Regions from separate parts of the Mus musculus genome. Here region 1 is linked to region 2. Evidence: chromatin loops called from intact Hi-C (ENCODE). Cell type or tissue: heart. All regions are shown on one strand.

Region 1 (8,000 bases), 49 kb after region 2:
CTTTCTTAAAATCTTTCAGCCAATCCCCAGCACCTTTGGAATTTCTGGCCTTCTGAGCTCTCACAAATGTCCACTTCTACACTCATACCGGTCATAGCTATCCTATGGACTCAAAAGCTACCCTAACACCTTCCAGCTCATCTCACCACACCAATTTATTCACATTGGTTTACTTGTTTGTTTATTCTTAGTGGTTACCACAGTCAGTCATCTATCACAAAAGGGGAAATAATCTCAGTGTGGAAAGAAAATAAAGACCAACATGGAAAATTACATCTTAACTTTTACTCCATAAAAATTAAAGACAGGAGGGCCTACCATTTAAGAAAGCCCCTTTTCATCACCCCATCCCATGTACTATTCTAGTCTGCAGTTTCTACAGCAGAGATTATCACTGGTGTCACAAAAGCAGAGGCATTGTCACTACACTTGTAATCCTGTAAGAGACTGTCTACAAATACCCTCAAGGCACAGAAAAGAAAGGTTAATTCACTAGCATCTAAAGATAACATTTAACCTAGAGATGAATTTTAAAATTTAAAAGAAAGAAAAAAATCAAGCATTCTGAATCACTGCCCATCTCAAAAATGACAAGAAGCCGAAGTAGACATTAAAAAAAAAAAAAAAAAAAACACCTAAATAGAGCTTGGCATGGTGGCTCACACCTTTAATCCCAGTGTTCAGGAGGTAGAGGCAGGCAGATTTCTCAGTTTGAAGCCAGCCTGGTCTACAGGGTGAGTTTCAGAACAACTAAGGCCACACAGAATCCCAGCACTCGGGAGGCAGAGGCAGGCGGATTTCTGAGTTCGAGGCCAGCCTGGTCTACAAAGTGAGTTCCAGGACAGCCAGAACTACACAGAAAAACCCTGTCTTGAAAAACAAACAAACCAAAAAACCAACCAACCAACCAAACAAACAAACAAAAACCCCAAAAACCCTGTCTCAAAAAACCAAAACATGTGGAAGGAAAGAACTGATTCTAGTGTTGTTCTTTAACATTCATATGTATATGTATGCAGTGGCACATGTGCACTCATATATACATCATATACATATAAGATAATAAAGTTTTTAATAAGTATCTGAATTCAATAAGCAAGCAGGTATTCTAGCTACTCTTAACCATTGCATCGTATCTCCAATTTCAAACAACAAAAACTAAAACTCCACAGCCTCATACAGCCAAGTACAGTGCAGCATGCCATAACCCTAGCTACTTTGCAGGCTAAGGCAGAAAGATAGTCTGAGCTAAACAAAGAGACTCCTTTTCCGTGGTAGATGCCTTGCCTAAAAGGTCCTAGGTTCAATCTCTAGGTCTAAAAAAACCCAACCAACTATTACCACTTAAAGAACTTAGAAATAATCACCTGCCCTATTTGTTAAACATTCAAAAACAATACTTTTCAAATCTGCTAACAGGAAAACACAGAAGTTTTCTAGGTAAAGCAAATCAAAAAGGCCTGGATTCAACTGAATCTATCAGTGTAATAATTAATGAAGTACAGCAAAAATACAATGTTTCCATTTGAACTTTCTATTTCTAATGGTGAAGGGCTTTGTATTATGTTCTTTATACTTGAGTACTGCTCATTTCATGGTTCCCATGTTTGTGTGTCCCATGACATATGAGTATAATAAAAGATAGATGTATAAATAATTGATCCTATGAAGCTGGAATACATACTTGTTATGCTTTTAACTGAGAGGGGAAGACTATTATAAAGTTTCTGAACTTTTCTTTTTTCTTTCTCTTTTTTTAAGGATAGGGCCTCACTAGCCTGAGAAAAACAGAGTAAAATTTGGTAGCCCTAGGTTTGATTCCCAATACTCAAAAAACAAAACCAATCCTAAAAGTCTTGCTTAAAATGATATGGTTTTCCTATTTATATACTTATTTATGTATTTTAGGGAACTAATCTTCACATACTTTATAAGTACTGCATGACTCGTCATCAGTCCCAGCTCAACATGTTTGTTTTATACTTTCAAGTGGGCTTCCTTTACCTTGCATACATCTTCTAAGAAATCTCTCACTGCTATGTGTGAAGACATGCACCCACTATGTCTCCTTGCTGACTCTTCCTCAACTTTAACAAGTCTACTTAATCACTATTTCTCCTGAGTCAGCTAGGCAAGTACTCCCTGCTTTGTACTAATACTCACAATCTTTATTTTCTGTTTATAAATCTAACTTCCCTGGTTATAATCTTTGCTCTAGCTCCAGTGTCAAACATAATATAAAACATATAACGTAATGAACAAGTATTTATTGTTTCCATTATTTATTTACATTTCGAATATTGTCCCCCTTCTCAGTCTCTACTCTGCAAACAAGTATTTCTAAATGAATAAAATATGCTCATTTCACAGATAATATTAAAAACAATTTTAAAAACTTACCAAATAGGATAAAAAGCCCATGTGGTGTGATAAACTGAAAAGGATAACACAAAAATATAACTTAATATAGCATAACTTAAAAACAACTATTTATAATATAATAAAGACAGTTTATCCTATTACAGCACTAGTTATGCTTCTACACAGCCTATTGATAATTTTTATTTAAATTCCTTAAACAAACTTAAGCATTATAACACAAAACTAGACTATATGTAAGAATCCACTATACCCCTTCCTGAAAGACTTAGACCATTTTTCCACTCACGTCAGGATTGAGGTTGGTGACCAGCAGAACAGAATTCCCAGGCATACCACTTGCCCCAGGAATGGCCATCCTTCCACTGACAGCAGAGGAGGTAAGTGTGAGAGGACCAAGGGCTCCGGGAACAGCTGGGACAGACAGACCTTTTAAAAATACCAACAGTATTTCTTATATTCTAATCATCTAAAGAATAAAATTTGATAGGATATAACTTAAGCCAAGAAAGTAAACATATTTGTTGACATTATCCATAATTAATACCATTCATACTGTGCTCCACAGAGTAACTGGACTCACTGGTCTTAACTAAGGAAGCTGGGTGGTGGTGGATATCTGTCTACAGAGTGAGGACCAGGACAGCCAAGGCTATACAGTGAAATCTTGTCTCAACCTTCCACCCTCCGCTTCCCACCACAAAAACTCAGGCTTCTCAGAGGACCTATTACCTACAACCACTTTTCTATCCAGCACCTTTATGCCAAGTGAATGTAATTTTCATATTCAAATATATCAAGGTGGTATACACATGCATAGCCCTTCAATAGATGTATCAAAGATGTATACTGGGTAGTACTACATAATAGCTTACATGGGAAAAATATTTTTTAACCTTATAAAGTAATAATTTTATTATATTTTGTAACAAAAATTCAGACTTTTAATGCCCTAGGCATTCTTGAACTACTGAGAAGGCTGATATACTGACACTGTACTTAAAACAACATTGTCTCATTAGTCCCACCACATAAACCTTTGCTTTAAAAGTAGTTAAGGGTATAGAAGCCTCTGATTCTATAAAAGGAGCCAATTCTTACTTATCTTACAATACTGGGAATGAAACCAGGTCCTTGAGTACTAGGCAAACACTATCACTATGCTATATCCCCAGCTTCAATTTGTTATTTCAGTTTAACATTCTTTTTCATACTCCTTGACTACTTTATACCATGTAATTAACTTGCAGTAGAATTGAAATATATCCTGTTTTGCTTGGCAATCTCAGAGGTTTAAGACTGTGCAGATGGCATTCTCCAAATGAATGCCTTTTGGTGGGAATCAATTTTCTATCTCTGGCTGGCCTAGAACTCAGAGATCCTGCTGTCTCAGCCTCCTGAGTGCTTTAAACGAAGGCGTGCACCACCACAAATAGCTTAATTCTTTTTCTCCTTCATATGATCTCCTTCTCATGTCCTTCTACTCCAAACTCACAATTTTGCTAATGCCTACAGTGGGTTATCATAATGCCTACAGTAGCTAAAAGTAGAGCTACAGTGTGTGCTCTACTTAGCCTTGCAAGTCTTACCAAATTAAACATTTTCTCATCCCCTTAATGTTTATTTTTGTGTTTTAAAACTACAATGTGTCTAAACATAGTATCTGAAACAAAGGAAAACAAATCCTTCACTTCCAGATGCACAGAAATTAAAGAGATTCAAAAAACAAAAGCTATGGGATTTTATGTTTTGTTTTGTTTTGTTTTGAAATAATCAGAACAGTCGCATAAAGATGTGTTACAATATATTAAACCACCCAACAACTTACTAGGACTTAACTTTATTCTCAAAAATCAGTCTTCTTTTTAGTTAATTCTATTTTGTCCAACAGAGAGAGATAGTCACTATAATTTCCAGAATTAAAACATTAAAGTATAATAATAATTTCTGGAAAGAAGCTACTCTGAAATTTAAAATATAGCTATTATGTTCACAAATAGTTGAAAATCAGAAATGTTAATATATAAGATCAGATTCATACCACTTCTTAATTACAAACCTGTTTTCTTCACAGAGATAAAACCATAAAGTATATGATAAAAAAAATCATAAAGCTGGGTGGTGGTGGCATCCCAGCACTCAGGGAGGCAGAAGAAGAACAGGGAGGAGAAGTAGATAGATCTCTGTGAGGGCATGGCCAGCCAGCTCTACGCAGGGATTTCCAGGACAGCCAGGGCTAGTTCCTATTTCTTAATTATTCCAGGAATAATAATTATTATGCCATAAATATTCTCAGGAAAAAATTTGCATACCCTGAAATAAATGACACACATACCCTTCATGGGTAGGTACTACTGAGAACTCACAGATACTCAAACATTCTCCAAAGATGCTCAAATTGATGTGTTTACTGGCTATATTCCTTCCAAATGCGTTGAAGTCACAAAGATAAATAAAACTCAGGTTTGTTCAACACATAATAAACAAAGAAAGAAGCTAGAAGATCATACACCTTATCTAACAACCTGACACAGGTTTAATAGTTTACTAGTTTAATGTAGTTAACCTACAGTTAACTAAGTGATTCGAACACACAGTAGAATTACTGGTGTACCCAGTGGAACAAGAGAGAACTATTTGTAAATATAAAGATGGTGTGTATACAAGTCACTCCATGGTTGTTAGACCTAATGCCTTTATTTTTAATTGCCCAAATTCGGTGAGCTCCTAGAAAAAAAAAAAAGAAGAAGCTCATTTAAAGATTCATTTCAAACTCAACCTGAAAAGACTCACCTGCTGCTTGAGGAAATGCGATGGCTGGGGCAAAGCCAGCAGCCCCTGCATATGGAGAGGACATTATACCCGGTGCACCTGTCAAGAAAAAGCTACAATAAATATATTGCCTGCTATATCAACACACTATGAAATGCCTATGTGAGAATATATTATAAGTGGAACCGAAGATGGAATCATAGAGTTGTTCAGTCAGTGATCCCCAAAGTATAGAAAGCTCCTGCTGCCTCCAGGGGCTGATAGCTTTCAAATGGGTTCCTGGATGAAGCTTAGCTGTTAAAGGAGTATGGACGAGGCTAAGATTCTCGTGTTTACATAGAGCATTTTTTCCCTATATGAAATGCCATCAAATGCTTGTTAAACTGTACTGTTTTGAAGGAATACTGGGTTGAAGAAAAGAAATAATAAAACTGAACAATGTGACACATGCTTTTAATTCCATTACTGAAACAAAAAGATCATGAATTTAAGGACAGTCTGAGCTACACAGTGCGATTCTGTTTAAACAAACAAATATGAGATAGATTATTAGTCATTGAGAATGAAGTACAGAGATTCACAGGCTAAGGGTCCTCCAGTCATATAATCCAGCAAGCGGACGGCGGAGAAGTCCTAGAGGCTTTACCATGATGGGTTAGAGAAGATATCTCTGTAAGTTAGGGGAAAGTTTGAGCTACACAGTATGTAACTGCAAACACAGTGCATCTCTGTGTATTCTAGACAAGCAATTCTATAGGAAGCCTTGTGACAGTGCCACTAAAACATAGGTCAGTTCCAATGGAGGCATCAAGTGCGAGGGGACCGACTGTAAGATACACAACTGCAAACACCAAGACAAACTGAGAATTATTATAAGCAACATACAGACTTAGTAATTATGCTGCCTTAGCCACTGAGTGAGTGCCTACAGAGGAAAACTTGAGTAAATAGGGGCCAAACAGTAAGATGATCAGGGCTAAAGGGAAAGGGAGAAAAAAATATCCTATTAGGGGAAAAGAAAGACAAAGTCTTAGAAATAGAAAAAAAGGATCCTGTGGAATACTTTCAAATTAAGTGGAGGTCCCTCAACAGGAGTTAGACAGGAAACGAGGAGAAAAGCATAGTTTTCAAATAATAGTAAAAAAATCCAACCAAGCAAAGGCTGAGCTGTTTCCCTTTGTTTCTCCAGGTGGAGCATTCTGTTGAAAGCAGCCTACATATTTTCATTTTATTAAGAAATTACACATGGGGCCTGGAGAGATGGTTCAGCAGCTAGGAGCACTCACTGGCTGTTCTTCCAGAGGTCCTGAGTTCAATTCCTAGCAACCACATGGTGGCTCACAACCATCTGTAATGGGATCCGATGCTCTCTTCTATTGTGTCTGAAGCAGTGCTTTCCATGCAAACAATAAGACCAGCATTTGATCTCCGGAACTGGCATTAGCTATGCCTGACAGTGCATGCTTAGAAACTCAACCCTCCATAGGCAGATACAAGTAGATATGTAGGCTCATCAGTCAGTCAGCCTAGCCTAACTGACAAGCTCCACACTATTGAGAGATTGTTATGAAGAGAGGTAGATGGAGTCTACAGAATGATGCCTAAGTGTGTTCTATAGCCACCACAGGCAAGTAAATACATATTTGTGCATGCATATGATCATACAGAAAGATAGACAGACACAGACACACACACACAAATATACTAAGTGCCATTGAAAGTTTTCATTGTTGAGCTAGAGATGACTCAGTAGATAAGCCTGATAATTTTCAAGTTTTTAGAAAAATGGCTATTATATTTGTTTTATAACTGGCAAAACTTCAAAAGTTCTATTGGTTAGATGCTGTGGTGTATTAGTTTTCTAAAACTAATTTTAAAAACTGACTTTTATTTAGGAATACTGATTACTAAGCCCGTTGGCTGGAACTTATAAACCTAGTTTAGGCAGGCTCAAGGTCATCCAGGGCTACCATGTCTGAAAAACAAAAAACACACACACAAAGAACATTTTTGTTCTTAGTAAACATTCATTGAGCATTTAGAAGTAAAGTCAAACACATTTGCAACTTACTCTGCAATGATTTCAAGAGGGAGATACAACTATAAATATATATACAATTATATACAATTGGAAACAATAAAGCAAGCATGGCATGACACAAATAAGAAATCTGAATCGAGTTATTTATGCTATTCCTACAGCTTACATTATTTTAAAACAAAGCCAGGTAAAATAGTATGAACTTTAGAATGTAAGTAATGCTCTTTTGTTATGAAAAAAAATTGTTTTTTGAGACAAGGTCTCTTTATATACCTAAGGCTACCCTTGAACTCACAATCCTTGTCTCAGCCTTCTGAGTAATGGGTACATGCACTACTGTATCCATTTTAAGTATCTTTATAACTTTAGTGTAACAAGTATTATTTTAAATGACTCCTCACACACAACAACAATTACTACATATAAAGGAAATAAGGAACTTGACTATCAATAAGCCCAAACTGGGAGAAACTATTTATAATAGAAACGGACAAAAAGGACTAACATGGTCTATACAAGAAAGTCATACCAATAGAAAAGAAAAAGGCTGGGAAGTAGTAGTGCACACCTTTAATCGTAGCACTTACAAGGCAGAGGCAGGTAGACTTCTTTGAGTTCAAGACCAGCCTCAAGGTCTATGGAACTAGTGTTTTAAAACACAGACACACACACACAAAGAGGGGGGGGGAGGGGGGAGGGAGAGGGAGGGACAGAGGGGGAGAGGAGGAGAGAGAGAGGGAGAGAGAGAGGGAGAGGAGGGGGGAGAGAGAGGGAGAGGGAGGGGGAAGAACTGATAAAGATATGCTTA
Region 2 (8,000 bases):
GGTGTGTGTGTGTGTGTGTGTGTGTGTGTGTGTGTGTGTGTAAGGCAAGGCACAGCGGAAGTCCTTCATTAAATCTCCTCTCACTCCTGGTCCTGAGCATCCTTCCATCACTCTAAAATCACTCTCCCCATCTCTTTCCTCATGTCCACCAGGCTGCCTGCTCTCACTCATGAAGACCGTGGGAACCACACCGAGAGGGAAACACAGCAGAGGCTCTTCACACAGTGGGCTTTCCCCAGCTCTACCCATCCTTCTTCCACCATGATTCCCTGGTTCTGTCCTTCTCCTGGCCTTCCTGAACCCAGTCAGGCCTGAGCCAACAAGTCCCACGGAGCTCCCAGCCTCAGAGGAAAGCCACAGAAAGGCTGAGAACAGGACTGACTGGTTTGGTCTTTCCACACCCATTACCAACCAATCCTGAATCCTGGGCCAGGCGCCCCACCCACCCACCAACACCCTCCTGCCTCTCAGTTTAAACTCCCCACTTCCCTCAAGCCCAAGCTTCAGCTCACTTCTCCCAAACATCTTCCAGCCATTAAGTGCACCTCAGCACAGGCTAGTGAGGGAATCCACAGGGGTGACAGAGAGGACAGCAATGCAGCACACACAATCTAGCACTTGGCAGGAGAACTAGGAGTAAGAATCCAACTGGGGCTACACTGAAAAATTGTCTCAGGAAAAAAGTACACACATGCACACCACATACATACATACACATATACATACATACACACACATACCACATGCATATACATATCACATACATACCACACATGTACACAAATACACAACACATACAAACACACACGTACCACATGCATACACATACACACACATACACCTCACATGCATACACAGACACATAAGACATACATATACACACATACACAAATAACACACACACACACAGAAACACAAACACATACACACAACCAGACCAACTAGAGAAAGGCAAGCAAGGCCCTAAACTGTCACACAAGACATCTAGTAAACAGCCACCAGCTTCCCACCTCCGAAACCAGCTTTGGAGTCCCCTCACCCCAAATTCAGGTGATGATGGCTTACTCCTTTGCTTATTCCTATTTGGGTGGCCCCTGTTTATTCCCGTGTCACATTCGTAATAACAAAGTCACAACACGCACAAGCGGGTAATGGAGACGAAACATGGCATCAAAGAGAAGTGGACGGTGCCCAGTGGACTCCACTAAGTGAGAGCTGCCATCCTGGTTCTGAAATCTGACCAGGAGGAGGAGGAAGAGGAGGAGGAGGAGGAAGAGGAGGAGGAGGAGACAACAGTTTCCTGGTCTTCCTTCCTGGGATTAGTTTCTCCCACCTGAGGCCCAGCTTTACAAGGACCCAATTAAATATCATGCCCATTCTTGTATTTCCACCTCTCCCTGCTGAATAATGCCTGCTGGTCTAACGTGTGAGTAGACAGGACTTACTCCTCCCCAAATCCTTCTCTGACCTGACCAGCCCAACTGAAGAGCACCCTGCTTTTCCTTCTAACTTATCAGAGCAATCCTGTGTTGTCAGTCAAAGTCACTGACTTTTTCTCAGCATGCTGTGAGCTCCAATTCTGGTTTCCTCAGCACCACACTAGTCCAGGAATGTTAGCCTTCTCTCTTCCTTGCACCTATCGTCTAAACTACTCTGCTCCATGAACCCATCCTTGAACTGAACATGGTACAATATGCCTATAATTCTCAGCACCTAAGGCTGGGGCAGGAGGATCATTTCATCCCCACATTTTCTACCTTTGAGAAAGCAGGGTTTGTTTTTTTTTTTTTTTTTTTTTTTTTTTTTTTTTTTTTTTTGTAGAACTGGATTCTAAGTTTGTAGGAAACTGTCTACCTAAGGAGAGTCATTCAACAAGGCAGCCCTAACTTCATTTCCCCCAAAACATCTCACACTTTCCAGGTGGCCAGGAGGTGTGGCTCAGTGGTAAAGTGTATGCTTAGATGCAAGGTCCTGAGTTCAATCCACAGCATCTAAAACATCTAAGAAATAAAGTGTAGACAGAGTGACTTCTGGTTATATTCAGCCATCTTAGACCAATAATTCAATGAACTGTACTTGATACTTTGCTAGGCTAGAGTTTTTACACAGATCCTAAAACCGTTTTCAATTATCTATAGGTTTTTATTCACACTGTTATGGGAGACTGTGCTTGCTACTTTTATGTCTACTTGACACAATAAGTTAGAGTCATTTTGGAAAAGGGAACTTCAAGTGAGAAAAACGTTTCCATAGATTGGCCTGTGGCGAGCTTGTGGTGCATCTTCCTGATTGAAGATCGCTGTAGGAGGATCCAGCTCACTGGAGGGTGCTTACCCCTGGGCTGGTACTCTTGGGTGTTGCAAGAAAGCAGGCTGAGCAAGCCATGGAGATTGAGTCAGTAAGCAGCACTCCTCCATTGCTTCTGCTTCAATTCCTGCCTCCATGGTCCTGCCTTGAGTGTTTGCCTTGACTTCTTTCTCTAAAGGACTGTGATCTGAGAATTGTAAGCTAAAATAAACTCTTTCCTCCCCAAATTGTTTCTGGCTGTGCTGTTTTATCACAGTAGAAACCCTAAGACAGAGACCCAAGGGGGAAGGAAGAAAGCCTACTGAAGTACCAGATGTCAGAGGTGGAGGGGAGCCATTCTAGAAAGCTGAGACATCAAATACCCAAAGTAATGGTAAAATTCACTAGGCAACCAATAATCCCTACACTGGGGAGGCAGAGGCAGGGAGATATCTGAGTTCAAGGTCAGCCTGGTCTACAAAGAAAGCCAGAGCTACACAGAGAAACCTTGTCTCAGGAAAAAACCCAAACAACAACAAAGTAGCAGGATAAGAGAATTTGGGAGGGCAGGAATCTGCTCCACTAAGCCCACTCATCTCGTTTCTTTTCCACTTCTAGAGCCTGTTTGGTTTTGCAAATGTTTGTTTTTGAGACAACCCACTCTATGGTCCAGACTAATCCCAAACTCATGGTGCCTCCCTCCTCCGTGTCCCAAATTCTAGGATTAAGCATGAACCACCACCACTCTGGAGCTCAGTGCTTGGCTTTATTAAGGAGATGCCAGAGAGAGACTGGGTGTCCTTGTATGTATGTACTGTTTGCCATCACTCCCTCAGTGTCCTACAATGGCTCCTGGTGGCTTCTCACCAGGAAGGAACAGTTAAACCCAAACACCATGCTCTCTCTGCCAGTCAAGATGAGACTGACTCCCTCTTGCCAAATCCAGTCTGTTTTCTCATCTCTAGCCCCTTCTGTATTCTGCGTCCTGCTTTCCCACGCTATCCCCAGTCTGAAATCCATCCATTACTCTGTTGGGCTTTTCGTTTTGTTTGTTTGATCACAGTGTTTCACACTGTAGATTAAACTACTCTGGAACTCACTATGTAGCTCAGACTGGCCTGGAACTCACGGCAGGCAATCTTTCTACCTATCTCACACATTGGATTCCTTTTTACACACATTTCTAAAGACCTCTTACTATGGAATGGGGCACCCCTCCCCTTTTCCGAAATCCAAGGAACCGCTCAGCTTGTCTCATGCATAATGGCTGCCCAGTAAAACACAGTTGTCCTCTCCTCTGACCAGTACACCTTCTCAGAGCACTTGACACGTTCTGCTATTATGTGGGCAGACTTCGCCTCATTTTCCTGTTTGAATCCTCCGTGTCAGGTAAATCCCACCACGCTCACTGGTCCCAATTTGTCTAAAACACAGACTATTTGCCTGCCTCTCTCCTTGGGACTATGAACCACTAGAACGCCAACATTGCACGGTTACATCTGACCCAGGGAAGATATTAAAGGACTTTCTACGGATGGATGGATGGATGGATGGATGGATGGATGGATGGATGGATGGATGGATACACAAATGCATGGATAAACAGACTAAATAAACGAATGGATGAATGAACTAAAGGATAAACTCTTCCTATAAACTTCCTTATTCTTCTTTACATTCTTAACATTTAGTTCTTCGTGGAAGTGAAAAATAAGGAAAGGGACAGGTGGTGGTGGGAGAGCCACTACAGGTCAGGAATTTGTCCTGCAAAAGCCAGGGAGACTGGAAGCTGTAGAACCAGCGGCTCGCCCTCCCACATCCTCCACGCGGCGCACCGGTCCCCCAAACCCCCACCCGAGTCCAGTCCCCACCCCACCCCCACCCACTCCGGGAGACGCGAGTTGGAGCAGGGCCGCCTCCACTACACACCCCACAGTCCCCGGGGCGGGCAGTCTGGCGTGCTTCTCGCCGCTCCGCCTCCATGATCCTTCCACGCCCCGACTCTGCGCCTCCAGATCCGGAGCGCGAAGCGTCCTGCGCGCCGAGTACCCTGCACTCACCTTCCGTGCCAGGCTCTCCGCTGACGCCGCGGGCTAGGCTGAGCAGCAGCACGAGCCGCAGCAGCCGCTGCAACCCGCATCCTGGAGAGCGGCGCGTGCCCCGGGGACCCCGGCCCATGCCGCTGGCTCCCTCCCGGCGCCCGCCACTCCCCGGAGGCCCCTGTGCAAGGAGATAAGGCCAGAGGCGCGAGGAAGGGGCGGCGCAGAGGCTTCCGGCGCCGGGTTGCGCCGGTCCCGGCGGGGAGCAGGGTCCCAGGTCCCCGGATCTAGGTGCGCCTGGTGCACCGGCTGCGCGCGAGCTGAGCCACGGGGAGAAAGCGGACTGTGCTAGGGGGGAAACATCGCAGTGCAAGTGTGACTTGTGGAGACCAGAGAAGTGCAGTAGCCACAGGAAAGGGTCTCTGACTGGACGGGTCAGAGAGTTGGGAGGTGGTGGCCGCCCGCGCGGAGGGAAAGAAAGGAGAGGAAACTAGTCATGGGCCAGTTCACCCGGGGTGCACATGCTGGAACAGGTGACAAAACAAAAGTTCCAGCTACTTGCTGGACGACGCCCTCCTTGGCACGTTAGGAATCGAACGGGGAGAGACACGTGGTGAGAAAGACATGGAAGACAGGACAACCGTGTATTCTAGAAACCGAGGGACCGTTTTAAGGTGGGGACAAAAGGTTAGAGAAATATATGGCAGAGTTAAAGAACTCTGCTCTGAGAGTAGGGTCAGCATCAGGGCGTGAGGGGATCCGGGAAGGGGCAGGTGATCCTCTGAATTTTGGAGAGAATCAGAAATGGAGTGTTCAGGGACAGAGTCCACCACGTCTTAAGATTAGTGCAATATTAGAGAAAGGACAATATTAGATCAAGGAGAAACTGTGAATGTCGCTTAGATCTATGCTTTGGGTGGACTGTGGTGGGAGACTGGGGAGCAGAGGGTTAACGTGAGTTAGGAATTGGGGTTGAGGGAGGCTGAGGAAGGAAGATCAGTTTTGTCTGTGGGGCCCGCCCAAGTGCAGGGGGCACTCCCCACTTCAGCAGGTACCCTCATTTGCTTTCTCACCGGTGAACTAGCCCTACCTCTAAGGCAGGCAAATACACCCATATAAGGGCTGAACTTGGGCTGCCTTAGGAAGAAACCGTTAAAATAAACTTCCTAGTCTCTTGTAACAAGTTTTCTTGAAGATTATTTCTGTCCAACAAAGAAAGAAGCCTGCTTTGGGAAGTAGTAGAGCACCATGAAAGTGTGAACATGTCTCTAGGTGTTTGGGCAAAACCAGTCTCCAGGAACCCTCACAGGTCATTGCACAAATCCACTGTTCAAGACATTTTTAAAACAACCTTTATCTCTACTTCTCATGCCCTTCTGCAAAATAAATATGTATATATACTTTAAAAAAAAACATGATGCATGAAAAAACAACTATCCAAGACTTGGACATGGGAAGGAAAATTACTGGGTGTCTCTTTCAGCATGCATGGGAGTAAATGCTATCTAACCCACTTTCCGTGGATTATTCAATTCAAAAGTGTACTTTTATGAATGTCCTACTGACTAGGTTTGTTTGTGGCTTTATAAGAGTATACGTTAACTTAAATAACCCCGATGACAATATTATCAATCAGAGCTGTCTGTCTGTCTGTCTGTCTGGGGTCCTTTACCTGAATAGAAAGAAATCCTGAGACCACAATGGCAGTGCATGCCTTTAAGCCCAGCAGTCAGGAGGCAGAAGCAGAAGGATGTGAGTTCCAAGCACCTTGATCTACACTACAAGTTCCAGGATAGCCAGAACTACGTAGGGAGAGCCTGTCTCAAAATAACAAACAAAAAACTCTGAGACAAGCAGAGAGGCTTTTCTGGCTTTGGTGCCCTCTAGGTCATAGGTCTAGAGAGCCTGTGGGCTGGACTAAGGGACGGTGATAACTAGGGGCCTATTGCTTCATGCTTTACAAGCCAGAGACATGACTAGGCATTCAGGCTGGAGGCTTGTTCCTCTGGACTTTAACCACCAGCAAACCCCAGCATTTTGCAACTGTTGCAACCCTCTTCTTCCAACAGCAGTATGAGGGAGCAGTAGGCAGTTCCTACTGGGACTGCAACTCCTGAAAGGGCTCTGGGTTTTTGGACCATCAGCTCCTTATAGGAGCCATTACAGCCCTGCAGCCCAGTGGCCAGAGACTTTGACAGCTCCTTGGAACTCTTCTGGTGGCTTAGACACACAGACTTTTTTTTTTTCTTCAGCTATTCACAGTACTCTGTCTCCATGGCCTTTCTCCCTATCCTGCGCTGTCATGCTCTGGAATGTTTTAGCTGCTGCACCATCTTCTTGGCATTGCTGCCTTCCACTGTGTCCAGCAACCATCTCTTCTTTGTGTTGCCAGCTCACCCAGGGCCACTAAATATAAAGATCAAAAGTAACCAGGAGTTGAGGGTGTAGCATGCTTATCTACCATGCATGAAGCCCTGGGCATAAAATTGAGGTTGTGCAAGCTGTGATCCCAGCACTCTGGAGGTAGAGGCAGGAGGATCAGGAGTTCAAACTACAATACAAGCTGAAGGCCAGCCTGGGCTATTTGAATGTCTCAGATATTTAAAAGAGGAGTCAGGGTGGGGCTAGGGAGATAGTTCAGTGAGTAGGAACACTTGCTCTGCAATATGAAGTAGAATCTCCAGGAGCAATTAAAAGAGGCAGGCATCGCTATACATGGTGCTAACCCAGCACTGAGAGGCAGAAAGAGGCAAATTTGAGGCACTCACTGGACAAACAGCCTAAACCAAACAGTAGGTTTCATGTTCACTAAGAGAAACTCTCTCAAAGCAATAATGTGGAAAGTGGCTGAAGGTTTCCTCTGGCCTCTACATGTGACCTCCGGCACTGGTATCCGCACATTGAGTCACAACATGAAAGATTATTTCATCAGTATTGTTTCAAGAATCAAAAGAGAACAGTGAACCACTTTTAAATTAGGAGCAGAAAAAATGGCTGCTGTGAAAATATTTGGCTTAAGAAAAATATCGGGGGCACGGTCAGGTATAGGGAGAGTAGGGAGAAAGGGCCAGGAGAGTGAACAAAAATTGGTAGAGTGGGGAGTGGGGGATCTCTAGGACACAACAGAGAGCTAAAGTGGGGAAGCCTCCAGGGAGTCTATGAGGGGGACTTTAGCTGAGACACCTAGCAGTGGGGCATATGGAGCCTGAAGAGGCCACCTCCTGTAGCCAATCCAGCTGTCTCTGCACCTCACTTCCTTTTTCTGTACCCCACTTCCTTTTTCTACAGTCACATGCATTTTCTGTTCCTCCCTTTCCTTTTCCTGTTTATTAATACTATCAATCCCGGAACCTCTTCTGGTTCAAGGGCTGCCCAAGTCACTGGTTCAATGTAACTGTTCAATTTAATCCCCTCCCCCTTGTTTTCCTTCTGACTGTGTATGTGGAAAAACACCCACCCATATGGACACATATGTTCTGTGTTGAATTAGAGAGTACAAATGGAAGTAGCAGTTTGGGGTTCTTGCTTTCCTCTCAAACGCTCACACTTAAGTATGCAACAGTGCTTTTAAACAGGAAAACAAGCCACCAATGAAACAGCTAGTTCTACGGAATGCATTAGACTAGCTTTGCCACACAAGACCTCCACAAAGGGCTGGGGTGAGGAAAATAAAAT

What was found. A loop is a pair of places that touch in the nucleus more often than their neighbours do. Peaks named below come from ENCODE experiments on the same cell type or tissue, not always from the same donor. Only the 100,000 strongest peaks of a DNase experiment are listed, where the experiment ranks them.
Region 1: a loop joins it to region 2, with 2.2 times the contacts of the local background. A loop is called at or near these places in 1 of 42 quality-filtered maps.

The regions. Positions count from the first base shown.
Region 1 is chr4:59,482,939-59,490,938 of GRCm38, forward strand. It overlaps Ptbp3 (polypyrimidine tract binding protein 3), which reads right to left. Exons shown (of 14, transcript NM_178164.3): 8 at 5,173-5,250; 9 at 2,669-2,808; 10 at 2,401-2,434. Among named protein-coding and RNA genes, the nearest start is that of Susd1, 48 kb to the left of the region's middle. In heart, no CTCF peak of the experiment used is centred here; no DNase peak of the experiment used is centred here.
Region 2 is chr4:59,433,860-59,441,859 of GRCm38, forward strand. Susd1 (sushi domain containing 1) reads right to left here and starts at 4,774. Exons shown (of 17, transcript NM_001163288.2): 1 at 4,347-4,774. The coding sequence starts at 4,464. In heart, no CTCF peak of the experiment used is centred here; DNase peaks (open chromatin) are centred at 4,412 and 6,302; H3K4me3 peaks cover 2,352 bases; H3K27ac peaks cover 3,354 bases.